3 separate regions of the Mus musculus genome follow, and regions 2 and 3 are each linked to region 1. A link is a loop called in an ENCODE intact Hi-C map of the cell type or tissue named here. Cell type or tissue: heart. All regions are shown on one strand.

Region 1 (2,500 bases):
TGGGGAAGGCGGGGTAGAGCAGGCAGGTACTTGGCTGACTTGTTGGGTAGTCACTGGTGTTCCACCAATCAGCTCACTGTAGGAACTTGAAGTGGTTCTGTGTTTGGTCCCAAGTGGAGTAGCTGAGTGTAATCATACTGTATTTGGAGAAGAGCATTCATTCACAGTAATTAATGATGGGGGTGGGTCAAGAGGTAGGGGTTAGTCTTGGCTACATAGCGAGGTCCTATCTCAAATAAGTAGTAAATAAACCCATACATACATACATATATGTATATTTGTATATATATATATATATATACACACATATCCAAATAATCTAGAATAATCTAGAAAGAAAGCCATCTCTGCCTTTCTCTTTTCTTTCTACTTGAATGGAGATATGATATCTAGAATCTCCACAGCCCTGTAGAATATGTTCTTCAGAACATCCAACATATAATTAGATATGCATAAAACTATGTATTATGGGAGCTGGAGAGATGGCTCAGCACTGGCTGCTCTTCCAGAAGTCCTGAGTTCAATTCCCAGCAACCACATAGTGGCTCACAACCATCTGTAATGGGATCCAATGCCCTCTTCTGGTGTGTCTGAAGACAGTGACAGTGTACTCATACATAAATAAATCTTAAAACAAAAACCTCTCTGTATTATGGTTATATACATTGTAATATATGGTTATTAAGCCTAAGATACAATTTAGCCAATAAACCCACTCTCTCAAATTTAGTTTTTATTCTTAATCTCATCTGAAATTTATTTTTCTTCTTTCTAAAAGGGGAGGAGATGATGTGAGTGATTTCTTTTGAAAAGTTAGGAGGGAAAGCCAAACAATACTTTTGTCATTTCCTCTAGGAAATGCGGAAGGAAGGCTGTGGAAACTTCCTGTCTCTGTGCAGGCCACAGTGACCCCTAAAGCCAGGTCATTGGGGCCTCCAGCTCTGATCCACAGTTGCTGACGCATGCGTGGGAAGACAGGGCAGGAGAGGAGGGCGGAACCCCTCTTGCTGTGGCCTCAGCCACCCGTGCATTTAGAAGCAGATGAACAAATCTGAGAAGATGGCTTCGTGTGGTTCAGGCAGTGTGTCCGCCACAAAGTCTCACTGCCTCTTGAGTGATGGGTTCTGCGTATTCTTAGGAGCCTGCATCCTCGCAGTCTAACTGAAGAAGTTCCCTTGGTCACAGGCTGGTTTGGAGCCATCCATGTCCATGCAGGGCTGATTCCAACTTAGAATGATCACAGCCCTTTAAAACTGAGCCGTTACTGCCATCTGCTGACTAACTATGGACAAGTTTCCTAGGCCCAACAAACCTGGCAGGAAGGGGCTCTGCTGAGGTGGGAGTGGGTGGGATGGCGGGAGAAGCGTCTGCTGAGGTAAAGGGCACTTCAGTGGTGGTAAAGTGGGTGGAGGTAAAGCCCTCAGTGATAGTACAATTTCTTTTTTCCTAACAAGGGAAGACTTTATCAGTTTTTTTAAAAAAAGAATAGTTTACATTTTTTGAAAAACTTCCCTTTTTAAAAGATTGTCTGCACGCATACCAGAAGATGGCATCGGATCCCATGGGACTATAGTTACACACTTTGTGAGCTAGCACATGGGTGCTGGGATTTGAACTCAGGACCTCTGGAAGAGCAGCAGTGCTCTTAACTGCTGAGCCATCTCTCCAGCCCGGTGGCTTATGTTCTGAAAAGTATTTTGTTTCTTTTCAGTTTTCCAAGACAATCTTACAGTATAACCCTAAGCTGGCCTCCAACTTGTTAAGTACCCCAGGCTAGCCTAGAACTGGCCATGCTTTTCTTTCTGAATGCTGAGGACGGCAGGTATGAGCCAGTGTGTTCAACTGAAAACCTATCTGCTTCTATCTCTTTGCCTGAGTGTCTTTCTTTCCTTCTTTCCTTCCTACCTTCCTTCCTTTATTCTTTCCCTCCCTCCCTCCCTCCCTTCTTCCTTCCCTCTTCATCCCTGTTACTCCTCTCATGCCTCTTCCCACTGCCCCCTCTCTTTTCTCTTCTCTCCCTTCTCCTTCCTTCCCTTTCTCTTTCTCCCTCTTTCCATTGTTTGTTTATTTGTTGTTTAAGACAGGGTCTCATGTAGCCCAGGTTGGCATTCATCTCACTATATAGCCAAGGCTGGCCATGAACCCTTGAAAGTCCTGCCTCCATCATCTGGCTCTTCTCTTTGGTCTTTCCATCAACCGGAAGAAGTAGGAGAGGGTGTGACTCTCCAGTATATGGGTGTAAACACAGTACCCAGGCTCCCCAGAGGTGAACTGGCCCAGGAAGAGGCAAAGCCTCTGCCCTGGCTAAGGTGCCTTCTCTCTCAAAGCAAGCTTCTTTACCATCACAGAGCCAGAAAACCCCTACTGCCACCATCCCCTCCCACCCTTCCCTCCTTGGGGAAAGTGGGTGGTTACGGCGGAAATTAAAGAAGTGGAAAGGCCTCTATCTTCAGCAGGTAAGAGGAGGCCAGCCTCTTGGCACACACAAGGAAGGAGAGTG
Region 2 (2,500 bases), 140 kb before region 1:
CAGCTCCACCTGGCTCGGCGGCCGGGCGCACAAAGAGCGGCGCGGGCGGCGACGGGCCGGGACGCAGAAAGTAGTCCCGACCACGCCGGCCCCAGTGTCGGCCGACGTCGCCTCACGCCCTCCGCCGCCCGGGGAAAGAATCCCATCGGAATGCGCCTCGGGAAGACCTTATCCCCGCAGCGTGCGGGGGCTCGCGAGGCTCAACCCGCGGGGGCTCTCCGGGGAGTCGGCGCGCGCGGCGGTCGCGGCTCCCGGGGTCCGGCCGCGGCGCGCTGAGGACGGGGGTGGGGGGAGTCGGGCGCGCAGGGAGACGGCGGCGGCCCCGCGGCGGATCCCTGCGCCGCTGCGAGAGGAAGAGGCTGAATGAGGCGCCGCGCGGGGGACGTGGGGCGCCGCGGGAGGAGGCGGCGGCATGGGGGCAGGCGCTGGCGTCGCGCGAGCCCGGGCCGGAGCGGCGCGCTAGAGCCCTGACGTGCGCCCTTTTCTTTCTTCTCGCGGCCGCGGAAAGCATGAGCGTGCAGACCCGCCGCTGCGGCGGCCGCCCCGGCTCCTCGCCCGCGCGTCCCCTGGCCGCCGGGCGCCGGTGAGGGCCGCGAGCGCGCGCGGTGGTGGGGGGAAGATGGGGGCCGTGCTGAGGAGCCTCCTGGCCTGCAGCTTCTGCGTGCTGCTGAGAGGTGAGGCGAAGCGAGGCGAGGCCGGGGGAAAAGTTGCCGGGGTCCCGGGAGGGGGAGGGGAGGTGGCGGGGACAGCGGCGGGGACAGAGGCCTGGCGCTGGGGAGCCGCGCGAGGAAGGGGCCCGCGGTCGGGGGCCGCGCCCGGCCGCCGCGCACACCCCTGGCCGGCCCCGCGGCGCCGCCGGACAAAGCTGCGGGCCTCGGGGGGACCCCTGGCCCCCCGCACTCCATCGGAATGACTGACGGTGCCCGGCTCGCCTGCACTCGGGGCAGAAAGGGGCTTTTGTAGTTGCGCTTTCAGCACCATTGGTGTTGACCTCCCTCTCCCTCGAAGCCTGAGCTCACCTTTCCCGTGTCTCTTAGGTGAACTTTTTTCTTCTTCTTTAAACCCCACTATTTTTTTTTTCCTTCTCCCCTCTCTAGGCCTTGTTACAACTAATAATTGTCTTCCGCGGGGATAGAATGGTCCTGGGTGAGAGCACAGTTGGAAATTGACTCTAGGGTGATAGGTCGCGCTTTTCAGCATTCGGGATCATCTGAGCCCATAATAAAAACACAAACGTTGCCCTCGTAACCCCTGGTATTCAGGACTCGCCCCCTGTTTGCGGAGTGTGCAAGTGTACAGTTGGCACCAAGTAGGGAAGTCATCCTTGTGTGGCGAGGAGCCTATCCTGGGAACTAAATTATCATTTGCTGGGCACCCCTGGGAACTGCTTGGCACTTTAGTAAATAACAGAGAATGCCCTGGGTAATTTGCTATGGGAATCGCTTAAACGTAGTGGCTCTGTGGTGTTTTGAATTTGGACTGTGAGGCTGAGACGTACGTCCTGACTTTTTGTTGTGTGACAGTTTGCAATGGAAACCTTGTCGACTGGTCTTCAGTTGATGAGCGATGGGGGCTGGTGCCATGGAGAGTGTTGCCTGTGCAAGAATTGAGGTGCTGTTTGACGCCGTATCTTGTTGTTCGCTTTTGTTAACTTACCTGTGCCAGTTAATGGGACCTCTCTGGGATTCTTAGTTATTAATTTAACAAGCTCAACGTTTAAGTCCGTCAGAAGTATGGAAGTTTGCAAAGTAGGATAGTAACTAACAATCTTATGATGTAAATGGGACAGCCTATCATCTATGCATGTGTGTATTTGAATAAGACTATTTGCCTTAAAACCCCCCCACCATTTTCTAAAAATAAGCGTATCCCGAATTGTCTAGTCCTTTTTGCAAATACCAGAAAGATAATTGCTGTTTTAATTTCCATGGCAGAGAACTCAATGTTATTACTCAAGAGATTTAATAATCAAGTGTTTATTTTGTTATAGTAAACTCTACATTGAAAGATTTTGCTGTAGCTGTGAGAAAGTTGTTATTAACATGTGAATATGATTGACAAGTTCATAAGAGTTAAAATGTAGAACTAGTGGATTGATTTAGAGTTGGGAAAGTCTAAATCTGTGACTTCTGATGGCTTTAGCGCCTGAAAGTCCAGCTGCCATTCTTAGAGGGGACATAGGACTGTTTGTTTATTTTGATAACAGGTTTGAGCCTAGAGTTGAGTAGATTCATGCATGAGTTTGGTTTAGAGATGGTGAAGCATGATATTGTGTGTAACAAGATCAAGAAGAGGTAACTGTCCGAAGTGGAGCTTATTTAAATGTAATACAATAATGCTAAGGAGGTCTTTGTTTTTCTGTTTAGCATTATTTAATTGTGAGCATATATCATTCCAACTGAAACTGTCTTTTTGGTGTAAACGATTCCTAATTTAAAGTTTCTTCACTTCTTGGCACTGTTAGCCTCTGTTATAAGTGACAGTCACCCTTGGTTTCCCA
Region 3 (2,500 bases), 520 kb before region 1:
AGTTGGGAGTGCGAGGTAGCACATGCCTATATTCTTTAGAAGTAGAAGGATTGAGAGGTATAGGCCAGCCTGGTCTACATAAGATTTTTGTTTCAGGGGAGAAAAAAAAAAAAAAAACGCAACGGGCAGGGAAGTTCTCAGTGCAATCACACAAGAGCAACGCATTGTTGCCAAGCCTCCATGGAAGGTCCCCAGGAGACATCCCCTTTCTCCTCTAGATAAGCAGCCAGCACTCCCCCATTGTGCGCCCTCTTTCCCACGGTCCACAACTCAGCCAGGGACATGAGAAGCGAGCTCAACGTTTCTCAGGTGTACAGCAGACTGGGCCCCAGCGCTGGCATTCAGCTGGGGATCTGCAGGAGATAAGCGGCCACTTCCCTCCAGCTAGCTTTCCATCCCATCATTCTTTTGAGTGAAGATTGGTTTTATTTTGTCTTGCTTGGAAAGGGGAGGCGGGGCGCGCGTTGGGGGTGGGTGGGAGGCAGAGCAGAGGAGGGAGGCAGGACAGAGTGGGGAGAGGGCAATGTGTGTGTGTGGGGGGGGCAGGACAGTGGGGGGAGGGGCGGCAGAAAATGGAAACAGGTGATAAGATGTAGGAGTTATTTCAAGGTTGGGCCCACAGTTTTTAGTTTCAAGAAGTATAAAAGGTAAGACTTTTAACTTTTCTCTTTCTCTGTCTCCCTCTCTTCTTTTTTTTTTTTTTGAGAGGATAGACGCCAGCTTCCACCTCCTAACTGCTAGGATTAAATCTGTGCACCACCACCATGCCACCATGCCCAGCTCTTTTTTTGGAGTTTGTTTTTCGACATTCCCGGGGCAGGAGTCGGGGGTTGGGGGGGGGGGTCTTACTCTGTAGCCCAAGCTGGCTTGTACCTAACTATGTAGCCCAGGCTGGCCTGAAATCCATTCAATCTTCCACATCAGTCTTCCAAGTGCCTGGAATTACAGGCGTGAGCTACCACACCCAATAAAAACTTCTTTTCCTAAACATGGAAGACTCTGCAGTGGGAGACTAGGATTTAGCCCCCCGTCAGTAGAGTGCTTGTCTAGCATGCACAAAACTCTGCCTCCCCCGCACTACAGAAAACTGGCGCGGGGGTAGGGGGCTCACCCCGTGGAACCCTAACACTTGGAGGTGGAGGCAGAAAGACTGGAAGTTTAGAGTCATCTTCAACTACACATGAATGGTGGAGGTGAGAGCGGGGACTGAGTTGGGGATCAGAGATCACATTCACGAGCTCCAAACAAACCTGGGTTGACAGCTGAAGAAATGAACAGAAAAATATTAAGTTGTTAACTGAAAAACCCAAAGACAGCTGATCTGGCCCGCGGCAACTTTTGGCCTAGCCTCGGATCAACTTTGGTCACTGTGCCACTTTGGCCAGCAGAGGGCTCTCTTTGCTAATCTTCAAGTTCCAAAATAACAAGTCAACAACAACAAAAATCCCTGGGTTGCTCATTTTTATTATCCCCCCCCCCACACACACTTGGGAGAAAGCCGAAACAAGAGGACAAAGCTGAAGGCTAGCCTGGGTGACTAGTGAGACCTTGCCCCGAAGCTAATAATGGTCAATAACTTTAAAACAAGAAGGAAGAGAGAGAGAGAGAGAGAGAGAGAGAGAGAGAGAGAGAGAGAGAGAGAGAGAGAGAGAGAGAGAGAGAGAGAGAGAGAGAGAGAGAGAGAGAGAGAGAGAGAGAGAGAGAGAGAGAGAGAGAGAGAGAGAGAGAGAGAGAGAGAGAGAGAGATTGAGAATGAACCGTGGGTGGGTGTGAATGGCACGCACCTATGATACTAGCTGCTTGGAGGTTGAAACCGGAAGTTAAAATTTCAAGGCCAGCCTCTACTTCCTAGGTAATTTAAAACTAACCTGAGCTACATTAGACTTTATCTCAAAAAACCAAAAACAAACAGACGAACAAAAGACAGAAATAAGGGCTAGAGAGATGGCTCGGTGGTTCAGAGCGCTTGGTGTTCTCAAAGAGGACCTGACTGTGATTCCTCCTCGTGGGGTAGCTCACAACCACGCACATCTCCAGTTCCAGGGTGTCCCACATCCCTTTCTTATCTCCACATGCAAGACGTGCACATAACATACATGTAGGCAAACACTCAAACACATAAAATAGTTTAAACACACACACACACACACACACACACACACACACACACACACACACAGAAATAAGAAAACAAAAAAAGCTGCTGAGAGTCTAGAGGATCCTCGGAAGGTAACGATGCTTGCTGCCAAGCCTGATGACGTGAGTTCAAGCCCCAGAACGCACACGGTGGAAGCGAACTGATTCTCCAAGTTATTTTCTGGCCTTGGCACACGTTCAAGTGCTTGTGTGTGTGTGTGTGTGTGTGTGTGTGTGTGTGTGTGTGTGTGTGTGTGTGTGTGTGTGTGCGTGTGCGTGCGCGCACGCGCGCGCGCGCGCACACACACACACACACTGAAGTTTTTTTTTTATGCTGGTTCTTTAAAGAAAATGAGTCTTTTTT

What was found. Peaks named below come from ENCODE experiments on the same cell type or tissue, not always from the same donor. Only the 100,000 strongest peaks of a DNase experiment are listed, where the experiment ranks them.
Region 2: it touches region 1 in a loop (7-fold over the local background); 3 of 42 quality-filtered maps call a loop at or near these places.
Region 3: it touches region 1 in a loop (2.5-fold over the local background); 4 of 42 quality-filtered maps call a loop at or near these places.

The regions. Positions count from the first base shown.
Region 1 is chr6:134,424,092-134,426,591 of GRCm38, reverse strand. All of the region lies in intron 3 of Bcl2l14 (BCL2-like 14 (apoptosis facilitator)), which reads right to left. Among named protein-coding and RNA genes, the nearest start is that of 4933406J09Rik, 22 kb to the right of the region's middle. In heart, a CTCF peak has its summit at 1,282 (motif pointing left); a DNase peak (open chromatin) is centred at 971; H3K27ac peaks cover 284 bases; H3K27me3 peaks cover 230 bases.
Region 2 is chr6:134,564,817-134,567,316 of GRCm38, reverse strand. It overlaps Lrp6 (low density lipoprotein receptor-related protein 6), which reads left to right and starts at 404. Exons shown (of 23, transcript NM_008514.4): 1 at 404-674. The coding sequence starts at 620. In heart, a CTCF peak has its summit at 1,278; DNase peaks (open chromatin) are centred at 96, 326 and 1,296; H3K4me3 peaks cover 2,500 bases; H3K27ac peaks cover 1,739 bases.
Region 3 is chr6:134,946,471-134,948,970 of GRCm38, reverse strand. The region is part of intron 1 of Lockd (lncRNA downstream of Cdkn1b); the gene reads right to left. Among named protein-coding and RNA genes, the nearest start is that of Lockd, 19 kb to the right of the region's middle. In heart, a CTCF peak has its summit at 1,359 (motif pointing right); a DNase peak (open chromatin) is centred at 1,350.